2 separate regions of the Mus musculus genome follow, and region 1 is linked to region 2. A link is a loop called in an ENCODE intact Hi-C map of the cell type or tissue named here. Cell type or tissue: left cerebral cortex. All regions are shown on one strand.

Region 1 (8,000 bases), 90 kb before region 2:
AATACATCCTCCCTTACATTGACTTTTGTCTGGGTAAAATGAAAAATACCACATCATCCTTTAGTCTCTCTTGCTACAAACGATTACATCATCGTCAGCTCCCTTCCCCAGCACCCACAGGTAAAACAGGGTCAACATGACTCGTATTACTACTACCCTCTGGTACTCACCCAGGCAATGACAATATTCAAAGCTCGTCTCTCAGCTCCTTGCTATACATCTAGCGATACCATCCACTAACAAAAACATTGCAAATCACCTGTCTCCTAGAAATAAACGAAGGTCTCCCAGAGCCCAACAGAATTTGAACCAAAGTCAGTGCACCCATCACACTGTGAGGTGCACCTTAGACATGTGTTACTTTCTCTCCCCAAGTTTTGTACTGAATATTAAAGCCTCCATCTTTCATATGTCTTCCTTTTTCACTCCAAATAAACTCACTTCCCAATGCACAAAGAAACATCATGCTTACTAATCCGAGTTTATTCATGCTATTCCTATCCCATAAAAAAGGGGAGCCCCATCAACAAAAGGTCTTCATTTACCCCTGATCATCACGGGACCTGCCTACCCCACTACTAGAAACATCTCAATCGCAGAGGTTTTCTCTGTTGATACAGCACAGAAAGAGCCTACAAAAGGTCTTTTCCTGCCTGAAAAACAATGCTCCCATGGTCTTTGCAAAGATAAGTCCTTGTTCCAGGCCACTGTGCACCTTAAAAGAAGTTGGCCCCAGTCAGCAACTGAAGCAGGACCTTTTCTGTGTGAAATCAAACAGTATGGATGAACGGAAAGCATCTGTAGCACCCATGAAGCACAGAGAATCCGAACCTTCATTAACGGGCGTAAGATGCAAAGTTTTAACACCTAAACCCATTTGTAAGACTTTAAGAGTCGGACACAATGGGACTGGAAGCTGACTCTGCCCTTCGCCACACTTGGGAAGACCACAAGTCTCTCTGTGCCTCCACTGCCTCATCTGTACAGTGAACACAAACACCATCTAACGCACATGATGGTTGTCAAGCTAAGAGACTTCGTGCCTACACCAGCTGAATAAAAAGCAATTGCTCAACAACATAGAACAGTGTTGACATGAACAGGAGACATGACTAAAGGTGCAATTTTCAAAATATATTAAAAAAAGAAAGAAAGAAAGAAAAAAAGCAAATTCAAGTCACAAAAGAACATGAACCAGTGAGCTAATACATGGGAGAGCTTTCCTCAGCAAGACTGAAAGAGCTGCAAACACAAGTGCAGAAGTTAGCACAAAATCCCAAGGCTGTGTGCCTGGGCTTTTCAGCATCATTAGCCCCTAGCACACTCTTACACATTCCTCTTACATATTCTTTTTTTTTTTCTTTTTTTCTTTTTTTTTCTTTTTTTGGTTTTTTTGAGACAGGGTTCATCTGTATAGCCCTGGCTGTCCTGGAACTCACTTTGTAGACCAGGCTGGCCTCCTCGAACTCAGAAATCCACCTGCCTCTGCCTCCCGAGTGCTGGGCTTAAAGGTGTGCACCACCCGGCACTCTTACACATTCTTACACACTCTCACACTTACTACACTGAACACTCTTATACACACTGGGGGTAAACTGGGGATTCAAAGTGGGCATTTAAAAACTCCATTAAACCATTCATGTCTTTGAGTGAGAACTCTAATCTCTAGGGCTCTATCATTGGGGGCAGGAGAGCCACATGCATGAAATGTGTGTGATTTTTCTAATACTGTGAAACTATGACAAATGCATGGTATTGTCTATTGAAAGTTTCCCTTTACTGCGTTATTACTTCCAAGATGGCAAACACTGTGTCATTCATTCATATATATATATATATATATATATATACATAAATTTTATTCAGCCCTCAGCTCTCCTCTCCTTTTGAAATCGCTATTATCATTAATCCCTTAATTACAGAGATGTGAGGCTTGCAGAAGTGAGGACTTCAAAGTCTCAGGGGAACCGGGCGTGGTGGCGCACGCCTTTAATCCCAGCACTCGGGAGGCAGAGGCAGGCGGATTTCTGAGTTCGAGGCCAGCCTGGTGAGTTCCAGGACAGCCAGGATTACACAGAGAAACCCTGTCTCTAAAAAAAAAAAAAAAAAAAAAAAAAAAGTCTCAGGGGATGGGGACAAAACCAAACTCAAGACCCTGACTCTCACTACTGAACTCTACAGATCAACAAAACTCTACAGCAGTACAGGAAGTTATTTTTCTAGTTGATGCAAATTGGACTTGTATTAAAACTACAACTGTGGAAAAGACAGAGCTCTGGAAGAATGAACCTCAAAAGGTTTAGCAGCATCCACCATGAGAGGTGCAATCATGTTGTCACTTTTTTCTAAACTCTGCCTTTTATCTGTAAGATGTTTGTACTGTTTCTATAGTAACAACCTAGAGCCATGACATCACTCGGATTTTAGTAATTTCACAACTGTGGAAAGGAGAATTCGGAAGACCTCTGCTCTATTTCTCCATTACCAGGCCAAAGTTTCTTTGCTGTGAAAACAGTACTGAAGGCTGAGAGGGAAAAACGAACTGCTGTTCATCTTTCTAGTCCTACTATTTCACAAAACTGGGAAACCCCGTCATTGAAATTATTTCTAAAGGCCTCTTTATTGCCTTCCGTGGAGTGGCAAGTCTGGAATCCTGCTTACTAGATTCTGACCATTGGCGCTATGTCTCATGAACTTATGTCCTGTGTACTGTTGAATAATCTGCTTCAAGGCTTCCGTTTATCTAACTGCAAAGCAAACATGAAAACATGACCTACCTCACATGAAATTAAATCTTGTCCTATGAACTAAATGAGATGAGGAATGTAAATTTCACCAATAGCAAGCTTTCGGTTAAATATTCCATTATTGTTCACAAGTAAAGATGGGCTTCCAAAAACTGCCAGCCCCAAGTTATTAGACAAAAAAAAAAAAAAAAACAGTGTAGGTTTTCCTTACTTTCTCCTGGTGCTCTGCAGTTAGACCTAGGATGGAGGGCGACTGCATAAAACTTACAGGAGAAACAGTCAGAGTGAGGCAAAGGTGGCAGGACAGGAGCCTGCCCCATTCCCTTCTGTTCGCTCTTCTCCACCATCTCTATGGAATACTGCTTGGCCAGGTGACAGCGGGGCCCAGCAGGAGCTCTGTATGAGGCTGAAATAGAAGTCTGGATTCTTTCCCATCTTTAGGCAGAACCTGTCTCGTGACCTTGAGAAAATCAAATTCTAGTATTTACTCCCTAGGTTTACATTTTCAAATGAAAATTAAAAGGCAAGTGTTTTACAGACAGTTGCCTCAAGTTAGTGACTCAGTCTAGGACAAGCTAACACCTAAGACCTGATATGGGGAAAGCATGGATAGAACTCAGGGGAAGGGGGCGGGGGAGCGCTCTTTGGACAACTCCTCTACACCCTCAGGCCCTAGCAGAAGGCAGAGTGCCCTCTCACCTATCTTGAAGTTCCAGGGGCTGCATCTGAAGGGAAGAATCACCAAGGACGAGTAACAGGAACGCAAACTGACCCGAACCAAGGAGGCTCTAGAGTAGAGTCTAGAGTCTAGGGCAAGGCAAGGATAGAGCCGGGATGCAGCAAGATCCCCAAATCTCACCATACTGCAGGGACTCTGGGTCCGGATGGAAAGTGAAGTGGGCCACCCGCCGCTTCTGGGCCGTGTCCTCGCCCCCGGGTTGCAGGAAGCCTTGCACCAGCGCAGCGCAGCGCAGTCCGCACCGCCGCCGCTCTGCTCCCGCAGCCCGGAGCCACAGCAGCCCACCCGCGCGCGCAGCCACCGCCGCCATCCCCAGTTCTCAGGCACCGCAGCCCACGCTGCCGGCAGGGAGGGAGGAGCTAAGACGCAGGCTTCCTCATTGGGCAGCCTCGAGGGGCGGGTCCGTGAAAGAGACCAATCGGAGACGGAAGTTCGGGGGCGGGGATGGAGACGCTATGACCTGGCGGCCCGCCCAGACGGAAGCCATACCAAGGCCCCTGCAGCCTGAGATGTGGTCCCTGGGTCCCACCCCAAAATCAGCTGCAGGACTTGGGGTGTCACAACGCGACTGCCTGTGTTCTTTCGCAGTGTCATTTTTGCGGTGCATTTTTCAGTAGCGTTTTCGTTTTAGGCTGTGTTTCTCATAGTCTGTAAGTGCAATATGGTCATTGCAAAGACAGGCGTTGGTTTCGAGTTTCCGAAAAAATCTAGAATTCGGGAAAGGCCTTCACTCTTATTTTGAAATAGTAAATATATTTAAATCTTTAAAATTGATTTTGCTTATCCTGATTTAGATCATATCAAAAAATAGTAAGTAGAGATTTCGGCCTTCAAATCCACTAGGAATTTAAAGTCGAGGTGCAGCAAAAATCACCTAATGGTCTTACTCTGTGTAACTTAGAAATATGCAAGTTGCCGGGCGGTGGTGGTGCACGCCTTTAATCCCAGCACTTGGGAGGCAGAGGCAGGCTGGTCTACAGAGTGAGTTCCAGGACAGCCAGGGCTACACAGAGAAACCCTGTCTCAAAAAACCAAAAAAAAAAAAAAAAGCAAGTTGAATGACTGATTTAAAGTCAAAATAATCAACTTTATAAATTTTATCTTAAAATATTTAAGTGTTTTATATATATCATATATATCACATACATATCAAATATGATATCGCATATATATCATATATATGATATGTGTGTGTGTATTTATTTATCTTCCTTAGCCATGAGTTGGAAGATAGCCATCAAAATAGAATACAACAGAGGCAAGAAAGTATGTCTAGATCTCGAGGAAGGATTCCAGAATGGAGAAAGTATTATGACAGACTGAGAGAACAGAGAGGAAGGAGCCAGGAAGAAACATTCCTCCTGTAGTATTTGTGACCTCTTAACAGATGTTAGGTTTAGCTAAGAAGCACGGGGTAAGAGTAGAAATGGAATTCTACGTATTCAGAAATGCACACAAAGGAGACAGCTTAGACAGTGGCATTCAAATGTGGTAAGAGACTTAGAACAGCATGAAGAGAAACAAGCTCTTGAAGGTCAAAATGCTTCCAGAGGTAAGGCTGACCTGCACCCAGAGGATTAGAGGTTGCCAAAGCAGAGCACAGAGAACCATAGTCTTCCACAACAGGTGAGGTGGGTGCAAAGGCTCATTGTCGTGAAAGAATGAAGTGTCTTCCAGGGCAAGGAAAGAAATGTCTTGTTCCTATGCTGAGAGCCTCTGCCTGCCCCCATCCCCAGCTGCATTGAACTTCGTTTGGGAAACTCTCTTTTCAGGGAGTCAGGCTATCTTTAAATGCCTCTGGGAAGTGCAAAAATTGGAAGTTTTCAGTAATTTGATAATCCCAAAAAAAGATGAAACTGACTACATTTGGAATTTCTGATGGCTGGGTTCCTCATGACACCTTAATATGCTGCAAATGGGCTATCTTCTTTGTTTGAGCCATTTCCACTTGGGTTTCTGACTAATCCCTGGGGACACGGAGAGCCTGTGAAGATGGAGCCAATGGACATCACAGTTGCTCTTCTTTCTTCAGAATGATTCTTGGTTCGTTTTCTCTCACAGAACTTCACTTCAGTCTACTTCTGCTGAGATTCGTCCCTCTTTTGATTCAGTGACTATATGTAAAAAAGTAACACTTTCTTTGCAGATGGATCCAGAGGAATATCACTACCTTCAAGCTAGCGTGCCATACAGAAGAGTAAAATGTTGCTCCGGGGTGGCTAGGAAGTATGCAAATGTGGCCTTCAGAACGAAGAAACTTGGAGACATTTGGCAGTTAATAATGGGTTTGTAACAGGATTTATTGTTTTATACATATGCACTCTTTAAACTCAAGGTTTTAAAAAGACAAGTTAGTCAATGAAAACTGAGTTGAAAGGACTAGGGTATGGCTGAGAGGGTAAAGGAGCTTGCTGCTAATCCTGATAACGTGGGTTTAATACCTAAAGATGACATGTTAGACAAGAAATAACTCCTGAAAGTTGCCCTATGACCTCCACAAGATGTCATCGTACGTATACACACACACACACACACACACACACACACACACACCACACACACACAAAGTGTAAGAAAAAGAAAACTTTGATGGGCAGAGAATTGCTTGTCCTGGTTAGACTTTTTTGTAAATTTGACACAAGCAAGCAGGGTTATGTGGGAAGAGAGGACTTCAACTGAGAAAATGTTTCTGTTAAATTAGATTATACACTAGTCTGTGGGTTATTTTCTTGATTAATGATCGGTGTGACTGGGCACAAAACAGTGTGGGCTGTGCTACCCTTGGGCAAGTGATCCTGCTCGGTATAAGAAGGCAGGCTAAGAAAGCCAGGAGGAGCAAGCCAGTAAGTAGCATTCCTCCATGGCTTCTGCTTCAGTTCCTGTCTTGAGTCCTCATCCTGGTTTCCCTGGATGATGGGATACAAGCTATACACTAAAGTAAAGCCTTTTTTCCACAAGATGCCTTTGGTGATGGTATTTTGTTACAGCAATAGAAACCAAACTAAGACAGAGATATGGCTCATTAAAAAAGCAAAGTAGCAAAGTCACATTGAAAGACAGTTTGGTAGTTTCTTACAAAATTACATTGCTCTTACAACATAATCTATGAGTCATACCTCTTGATATCTTCTCAAGTAACTTAGAAACTCAAGCCAACATTGTGGCTCTTTATTTTTCTTTTGTAGACAGGAACTTCTGTTGACCAGCCTGACCTGGAATTCAGCAAGTAGCCAAAGATAACATTGAACTCAAGTTCTCCCAGCCTCTGCCTACGAAGTACTGGGGTTATAGACATGGGCACTATGTCAGGCTTTGCACAAAATATTGTCTCAGCATTGTTCATGCTTGCCAAGCTCAGAAGCAAACAAACTGAACATCAGTCGGTGAGTACATACGTAAACTGGCTCCTTTGGGCAATGGAATACATCTCAGCAGCAAAAGCAAGTTAAGACAAAAACATAAGACAAGCTGTGGTGGCTACTTTATTTGTCAACTTAGCTATATCTGGGATTAATGAAAAACCAAAAGTGACTGGGCTTACCTTTGAGAGATTTTTGCTTAAGTGAGTTTGAGGACAACCTGGTCAACAGAGCAAGTTCCCAGAACAACCAAGGACACACAGAAAAACCCTGCCTCAGGGAAAAAAGAAAAAGCAAAGCAAACAAACAAGTAAAACCTCACTGAAAATGGAAAGAAATTATCCCATGCCTCCTATCAGATCACTACTGATTAAGGCTGGTCTTCAATAGCAACAAAAACAACAAAAAGCCCACATACGCCTGGGAGCTGAACAACCTCTACTCAGTGACAACTTGGTCAAGGAAGAAATAAGGAAAGAAATTAAAAACTATTTAGAATTTAATGAAAATGAAGGTACAACCTACCCAAACTTATGGGACACAATGAAAGCAGTGCTAAGAGGAAAACTCATAGCTCTAAGTGCCTCCAAAAAGATACTGGAGAGAGCTTACACTAGCAGCTTGACAGCGCACCTGAAAGCTCTAGAACAAAAGGAAGCAAATACACCCAAGAGGAGTAGATGGCAGGAACCTAAACTCCTGTACTCTGAAAGAGCAGCAAGCACTTGTAACCACTGAGCCATCTCTCCCGCCAGCTGTAACATACATGGGTGTTAGACTTTTAGACACTGTGCACACTATGTAGATGAGGCTGGTCTCAGAGTCCAAAGTGGTAAAATAGCAAGTGAGCACTGCCACACCCAGCTAGAAATAAGCTATTGGTGGGAGCCACATTTGGATAGATCCTAAAGGACTTAAATGGAGTAGAAAAAGTTAGGAAGGAAGGAAGGAAGGAAGGAAGGAAGGAAGGAAGGAAGGAAGGAAGGAAGGAAGGAAGGAAGATGCCAGTCACAACAGGTTACATTTGTATCACTCCCTTTGTCTTTCTTAAAATGAAACCACAGAAATAAATAGATCAGTGCTGTCATTCACACCCCCTCCCCACCCCTTAACAGTGTTATCCCTGCAACCACAACTGGCAGATCCAGAGACAGG
Region 2 (8,000 bases):
TAATTTCCTGGTCTCACCAATCCGTGCCTTCAAAACCTACAGGGTTTCTTGTGGGTGTCAGCTTTCTTGCTGTGAAATTCCATCATACATAGCAAAAGCGAGAATAAACTTCAAGCTAGGTATGGTGTTGCACACCTTTAATCCCAGCACTGGGGGGACAGAGGCAGGTGAATCTCTGTGACTTTGAAATCAGCCTGGTCTACATGGCAGTGCCAGGACAGCTGGGGCTACATAGAGACCCTGTCTCAAAGCAAACAAACAAACCAAAACCACAACAGAAAAGAATACACTTCAGATGATTTTGTTTTACTTTTTTATAACAGGGTCAAGTAACCCAGGGTGGCCTTCAACTCAATACTTAGCTAAGTGTGATCTTGACCCGCTAACCCTCTACCTTTGCTTAATGTGCACACAGTGGGCTAAGTCCTGCAAACATAATTTTCACTTAGTCAGCACTAAATAAGTGCACTTTTAAAAAAAAAAAAAAAGAAAGGAATTTGAACACCAGCCCCCTACTTAGGATATCTTTTATTAGTTTATTAATTACTTTTATTAGAAAGGTATTTTAAATTCTAATTTCCTGAAGAAGCTATTACTCCTTTAGAAAACAAAGTCACCTTTCCTGCTTTCTCGCAGAGCAGCTCATTCCTGACATTCTATTGCTCACTCTAAAAGTAAGCTGGCTGGATACTACCAATGTAGTTTTCTCAGTTTTGTTTTGGTTGATTTTTTTTTTCCTGTTGTTTTTGTTTTTGAGACAGGGTTTCTCTATGCATCCCTGGCTGGCCTAGAACTCACTCTGTAGACCAGGCTGGCCTTGAACTCAGAAATCCACCTGGCCCTGCCTCCTGAGTGCTAGGATCAATGGTGTGCACCCCACCAACTGATTTTCCAGTTTTATTTCTACTAATTTCCTAACAAGTTAGTTTGTGAAATACCTAAAAAATATATCTTGCCACTTGTGATTTGGAGGCCTCTAGGAACCAGGCCCACTAGTAACCAGAGTTCTCCCACCTGTGAGACCTTTTTACCTGAGGAAGTTTTGAAGCAACTACCAGGACTACAGGTGTATAAAATAGGTATAAAAGATTGAACTTTTACTGACAGGATCACAAATCAACTTATTTTAAAATAATTCGTTGTTACACATATAATTTTACTATTTATTAAGGATAAAAGCAAGCACGTATACTAATGAGATGGATGTTGATTGTTTTTGGTGAAATATCTGGAGTTTGCAGGGCACAGCGCATCTTTAGTGTCCTTCAGACTTAGTCAGTATTTTGAGTCTAGTACCAGCGATGCTGAGGGTACAGGTGATTGTACAAATGGAGGAAATATGTGTATGGCAACTTTAGAAACGCCTGGAAATTCTATTCTCATCCCAGGAATAAATTAAGTTAACAATATTTAATGAAATTCAAGTCAGCAAGCCTACAATTTTCAAAATCAATCATTCTAACATATTACATTCCAAAGATAAAATAATCTGATACACGTAGGAATAAAGGTAGGAAAATGCTTTTTAAAAAGTCTTTTTTTTTTCATCATTAAATTACTGCATTTCTGTGAAAGAAAGAACCTCTGTGCCTACAATAAAGATGTGACGGTTTATAATGTACAATCATCTCAGATCTAAGCAAGGCTTACCGGCACTGAGCCATGGGACACTGTGCACAGCGCAAAGTACCCACACTGTGTGCTTGGAACCAAGGCTACTGAGCAGCTGAGCAATGCAGCATGGGCAAGCACAGGCAGAAACACCTTGGGTTTATTGCACATTTGCTTTTGAATTAAACTTCATTAAGCATTCAGGCACTGATGGTCAATTTTACCCTGATTCATGTAGCTAGTGGGGTTTTAATCCAGTTTAAAGAGATGAAACACAGAGCATCTGTTTTTAGCTGGCAAATATCCACCATTTAAATGACATCAACCACTTGAGACCTAAGAAAGACAAAACTAGTGTGTTACACTGTGGGGCTTTTCGCTCATTCGGTATTCAACAACTTCATATCGGGCGCCAACCCAAGCACTGGCTATAACAGACAGGTAGCTGACCTCATGGAAAGGACATTCTAGTCATTTCCACTTCTTGGACAGATCAAGAACAGATACACAAATGCAGGAAGTGAACCGGGGCTGTGCAAACAATACAGGAAAAGAAGATGGGAGACACACCCCCATCTCAGGAGGTAACTTTCTCAAACAAGTTTATCAGGGAAGGCCATGAAGAGACGTTTACAAAGACCAGAGAGGTGAAAATGAACACCTATTTGGGACTCACAGACCTGTAGCCAGAACAGAGGTAAGACAGCTACAAGACTAATAGGCAGATACTTCACTTCAGTGTTCCGTGTTAAGATTAAATATAACTTCAGAGGACTGGAGAGGGGTCTCAGCAGTGTGGGGCACTTTTATGCTCTTGCAGAGGACCCAGGTTCCATTCTCAGCGCCTACATGATGGCTCACAACCATCCATAGCTCCAGTTCCAGGGGAATTCCTGTGCTCTCTTCTGACCTCCAAGGAGAGCAAGCATGAAAGTGGTACATATATAAACACACAGAGATAAAACATTCACACGCAAAATAAAAAGAATACGTGAGTACAAGAAATTAACTTCAGGAAGATTGGTGAGGCTTCCTCAGTTTGTGGCAAAAACAGTCAAAACCAAAAACCCTGTGTGTGTGTGTGTGTGTGTGTGTGTGTGTGTGTGTGTGTGTGTGTACGCGCGCGCTCACAGCAGCAGGCAAAGTAGCCAACAAAGGTAGCAGGCAGTAACAAAAGAGTTGAGAGAACTACCTGTGAGCACACTCAAGAAGGATTCTTTTTTGTTGTTTTGAGCTTTTGAGATAGGGTCTTACTATGTTTTCCACACTGGCTACAAACTTGAGAGCTTTCTGCCTCAGATTCCCAAGTTTGGTGTATCTATCTGCCTGCCTGTTTCCCTCCAGCAAAAAACACTTGTAATGTTTCCAAACAAAAGAAGTTAAAGTATGAAGTACAATTTAACGGATAACCATCACTTACTGAGAAAAACAGAAACAACTTCATTAGGCCACACAAGGTGGTTAACACTGCTCACCTTCAACTCGGAGGCTCTCAACGGTTTTTTTTTTTTTTTTTTTAGGTTTTTGTTTGCTTTTTTAAGCAAAGAAAAAACTCACCCGTGTGATCGGCACAGATTTTAGACAAGCTTAGCTCATCAGTACAGTCTTCATTTATCTTATTTTTAATATCTCTCATTTTGCTCATGATGGAATCAATCGTCACACTGCTGCCAATTAACTCTTCAGCCTCCATTTCTAAATTGTAACTCGTCTTTGGAATAAATAAGATAGAACATTAGTTTTGTAAACATATCTATCTAAATGTAACTGTTATGAGGTAAGTGTTAGTGGCAACTAAATCAAACCAGAGCAACAAAACCCACAAGGACATAGCTTGTAATTTACCAGAACAAAGTTTCAACGAACCAAAAACATCTATTCTTCCCAGTATGAAACAGCATTGAGGTTACACTGTGTGAACCTGGAAGATAATGCTCTCATGACGCTTTTGTGTTTTGAGTAAGGGTGTTAAGTAGCCTAGGATGGCCTTGCTCTCTCTGATTCTGCAGCTTATCTCCTTACATCTCCCAAGCACTAGCTGTACATAGATACACCACCACGTCCAGCTGACGCCTTTGAAAACTTCATTTCACTGAATGTCTTTCTTTCACCTACGGAACGTAAGGAATCCGTTTGGTAATGACAATAAGTTGTCCCTTTGGTCGCCTACCCTGCCAGAGTAAATATTGACATTGCGCGCATTCTGCATCCTTCTACAGATAAGCGACTTTCAGAAGTTTGTCCCAGACAAAGCCCTGATTTGTGCTTTTATCCTTCTAATGCAAGCATCGAGGTACTTGTCACAGTACTGGAGCCCAGGCGCTCCGGTTATCTGCATGAATGTGTTGGTTAATAGCCCACAGTCTGCAGGCTTTCTGTCACTCTGTCTGCCATTCTCCACAACGCAGTAACTAAAGCTCAGAGCCACCGCGGAGTGTTAACAATAAAAATGGGCCCAAAGGAGGGGAGCAAGGGGTTCCCCACCTCCTCCCAGCTCACAGCCACCCACGGGGGCAGGTCTTGAGAGTTACACAATCAGTCCTGACCCGCACGGCGCACCCGCTTCTGGGCCCTGCTCCCCCACCAGCAGCCCAGGACCTACAGGCCGTACCCGCCCGCCTGGCCGGGGGCTCAAGCGCCAGCTCGCTCGCCGCCACCCTCGTCACCCAGCAGCCTCCCGCCGGCCGCAGCCTCTCTGCCATGCCCGCTCTGATGCACCCACCTCTGAAAGCCAAGCTGCAGCCCAAACAGCAGCACCCCAACCCCTCTCCGGAAACACGTTTGAAATTTCCCCGCTGCCTTCCCCGCTACCTCTCATTGGTTACGGCTCGCCACGTGGAAGCGTGGGCCGTGATTGGCTCCTTGCGTCGCACCGCCCCTCCTGCGTTGAGGCCGGACCCACCCACTTCAAGCGGCCCGGGGAGTTACCCGCAGCTGCCGACGCGCTCGCCGTGCTGACCTGCGCCTGTACGGTCAGGGGTCAGGGTCTTTTTCTTTGGTGCTCTCCCGCTGGACCTTGCACTACCCTCCAGGGAGCCCTGGCCTCGCCTTCAACCCAAGACCCGCCCTTCTCTTTGTTAGAATTCTGGTCCCCTCCCTGTCGGGACATCCTGGCTGAGCTCCTTTCTCCGAACCATTCCCCCCCCCCGCCCCCATCCCCGTGATGCTGTCTCAGTTATGAGCTCAGCTGCTCTTAGGAGAAACGCTTCTCTAGGCTTTCTCAATGGTACCCAGCTCCCCTAGCAGACTGTGTGGTCCAGGGGAACGGTTTCATGGGCGAGAAATGGCGCAGATGCTGTGTTTTTGCTCTGGTTTACTCTTGATAGTTTTGCTTTGTGTAAGAAGCTACAGCAGTAGCCAGATCTCTCATCTTCATTCAGTAAGTGATGCCCTCTGTCACAAATTGCTGATACCCAAATCTGTGGATATTCCAAGTCTTTAAATAAAGAGGCATTGTACACACAACCTATGCTCTATTCCTGTATACATTTATTTTCTTTTGGTGGGGGAGGGGAGCTAGTTTGTTTTTGTTTTCGAGGCAGAATCTCACTGTGTGTGTATTCACTGCTGCCACAGAACTGACTCCCTTTGCAGAACAGGCTGGGGTTAAAGGCATGTGATTTAAATCTCCCAGCGTCCTGAATACTTTAAAATTTATCGTCTATGCATCATTTGTAATACCCAGTTGAATACAGAAGTGATACAAATAGATGTTATATAGTGTTACTTAAGAAATATTGACAAGTTGTTCAATAGAGACACAGGAAAAACATATTTTTTTCTCATCTACAGTTGAGTAAATCCATGAATGTAGAACCTATAGACACAGAAGGTTTAATGCAAAGTTAGTCTTTAAAGTATTTTTGGTCAAGCATAAAAGCTGAAAAGCAAACCTTAAAAAGATCAGACTATCTTCATGAAATTTAACTGTAGACTAGAACACAGCTCAGTAATATTTATAGAAATACAAGAAAACTCAACAGGGTTGTCGTTACACTCTTATGTAATTGAAAAAAAAATCACCAGACTTTGAAAACAAGAAAATGTAACTATTAAGGGGGAGGGGGAATAAGGGATCAATTAAAACAGACCAGAAATGACACAGATGACATATTTGGCTAATTAGGACATTAAAATAGTAATGTGTGCTGTATTTTATGCACTCCAAAAACTTAAGAGAGAATTCTATAAACATGTTAAAGAGAAATTCAGAGTGTGTGAGAAAAAGCAAAATAGATGTATGGAAATGAAATGTGCAAGGTATGCAATAGAAAGTACATTATGTGGGGTTAGAAGATAATTTGCTGGGAAAAGAAAAAAAATCACTAGGCTTGAAAGCACAATTTAAAAACTGTATGAAGGGCTGGAGAGATGGTTCAGCAGCTAAGAGCACTTCTTGCTTTTGCAGAAGCCCCACATCAGGTGCTCACCATCGCTGGTGACTCCAGCTCCAACGGGAATCTGGTGCATCTGAGATACCCACACTCAGGTGCATTTACCACAGATGCACACACACAAACACAACTACAAATAATAAAAAGAAGTCTTTATTTTAGAATACATAAAATTAAACACAGGGAGATAAAAGTGAACAAAAGCAGTGGCAGACTGTGAAACAAGGTGGTCTAATATACATACAACTGGAATTCCTAGAAGAAATGAGGGGAAACTGGAAAAAAGTGGGCAGTCTGTTCAACTGTGATCAAAACTAAAAACCAACAACAACAGACTGAACGACATGGAGAATCCCTCCACAATTTATGATTGTATTATAGGAACGTAATTAAGTTGTTTAAAACTGGTTATGAAGAGAAAGGTCTTCAAAACAGCTGAAGGATAAAAGACAGTTAGTTACACATAGGAAGACAACCATGAAGACGACAACAGACGACCTGTCAGAAATGATGTAAAATGCAAAACCTATTTCAGAATACTTTAAAAAAAAAAAAGCTGGCCCTGACAAATTTTACATCCACCAAAAGTATTATTCATTATGAAGGGAAAATAAAGATGAAAAGATAGGAAGGATGGCTTATCACAAGTATCATAACTAGAATACAAGATAGTCAAGAAAATTCTTCTGATAGAGTAATTCTGAATCTACAATGAGTATACACACCGGAATAATGTATGTGATCCAAAACATATATCAATACTGTTATTAAAAGCCTAAAGAAAGCACTAAAAACAAGAGGAAAATGACAAACAAGTAAAAACCAACAAGCAAACAAAAAAGTAATTGCTGCTGCTGAGCAAAAGAGTGGACGTGAAGAGCAGGTGATCAGTGCAAAGAGGGATTCAGAATGCAAGCAAAAACAAAGAGGAAAACACGTTATCAAAATGGTAGATCGAAATCCAAGTCTATCGGTAATTTCACTAAATGTGCACAATCAAAAATAAAGCCTCAGAAAAAAAAGCAAATCTCAATTCAGTACCTACAAGAAACCCACTTTGGAGATCTTGCTGTCCTTTTGTTTTATTTCGTTATGTTTTGAAATGACTGTCTCTCTCTGTCGGTCTCAAACCCCTGGGTTGAAGCAATCCTCCTTCACCAGCTTCCGTAGTAGCCAGATCTAGTAGCCCAGCTATCTGATTTAAATATAAAGACACAAATCAGGCAAAAATGAAAGAATTATAAGAAGGATATCATGCTGAACTGGTGAAATGCTACCGCCAAGAAGTCTAGCTCTCATAGAGACCTCTTAATAATCTTAAATGGACTTCGTAGTTCATCTTCTTAAGTCAGTGAATGGCCTGTGATCTTTGGTTGAGGCCTCATTTGACAATATCCTCACGCATGGATCCAGAGGTGTGGATACACATAGGACATTGAGATCAAATGCTCTGAAGCCTAGCTGCAGATTCTGTGTCACAAATCTTCATTTAGTTATTAAAAAACAGGCATCATTCTCTGATGGATACAAGTCCTTTTTTAAAGCCGGTTTCGTTTTTACAAAGGCAGGCCCAGACAGCTCCAAGCAGCTAACAGCTGAAACGTCCCTGCCAAAAATTTAGAGTGGAGAAATGGGATGTAATTTGACTAATCAATGTGCCTTGTATGGGAGCATGTCAATTGCCCATTGTCACCTACCCAGACCCGGGCAGTTTGTCTAGAGAGAACTGAAAGTAAAACAAGAAAGAGAAAGGAAAACGGCTGTTGAGCAGAGAGACCATGTCCCATTCTGGATTTCTTAGAATGCCGAACATCTTGAGTGAACCAGACAGACTTGCATCTTCACAGTTAGAGTATGGACTTATCATTTTTGTTGCCGGAACAGAATTTCAGAGAATGTGCGACCTAAACCTAGATACATTTTTCTCAGCTGGAGGCTAGAAACCCAAAGGGAGACAACAGGGATAGTTGCTGGGGAACCTTTTCCCTTCGTAAC

What was found. Hi-C counts contacts between places; a loop is a spot of excess contacts. Peaks named below come from ENCODE experiments on the same cell type or tissue, not always from the same donor. Only the 100,000 strongest peaks of a DNase experiment are listed, where the experiment ranks them.
Region 1: a loop joins it to region 2, with 2.3 times the contacts of the local background. A loop is called at or near these places in 4 of 42 quality-filtered maps.

The regions. Positions count from the first base shown.
Region 1 is chr9:83,920,966-83,928,965 of GRCm38, reverse strand. It overlaps Bckdhb (branched chain ketoacid dehydrogenase E1, beta polypeptide), which reads right to left and starts at 3,829. Exons shown (of 11, transcript NM_001305935.1): 1 at 3,607-3,829. The coding sequence starts at 3,796. Gm36278 (a long non-coding RNA gene) reads left to right here and starts at 3,961. Exons shown (of 4, transcript XR_379675.2): 1 at 3,961-4,136; 2 at 5,425-5,529; 3 at 5,633-5,771; 4 at 6,672-7,145. In left cerebral cortex, no CTCF peak of the experiment used is centred here; DNase peaks (open chromatin) are centred at 3,133, 3,879 and 4,347; H3K4me3 peaks cover 2,059 bases; H3K27ac peaks cover 907 bases.
Region 2 is chr9:83,831,093-83,839,092 of GRCm38, reverse strand. It overlaps Ttk (Ttk protein kinase), which reads right to left and starts at 4,404. Exons shown (of 22, transcript NM_009445.2): 1 at 4,334-4,404; 2 at 3,169-3,322. The coding sequence starts at 3,304. In left cerebral cortex, CTCF peaks have their summits at 4,368 and 4,877; DNase peaks (open chromatin) are centred at 4,476 and 4,768; H3K4me3 peaks cover 1,429 bases; H3K27ac peaks cover 1,047 bases.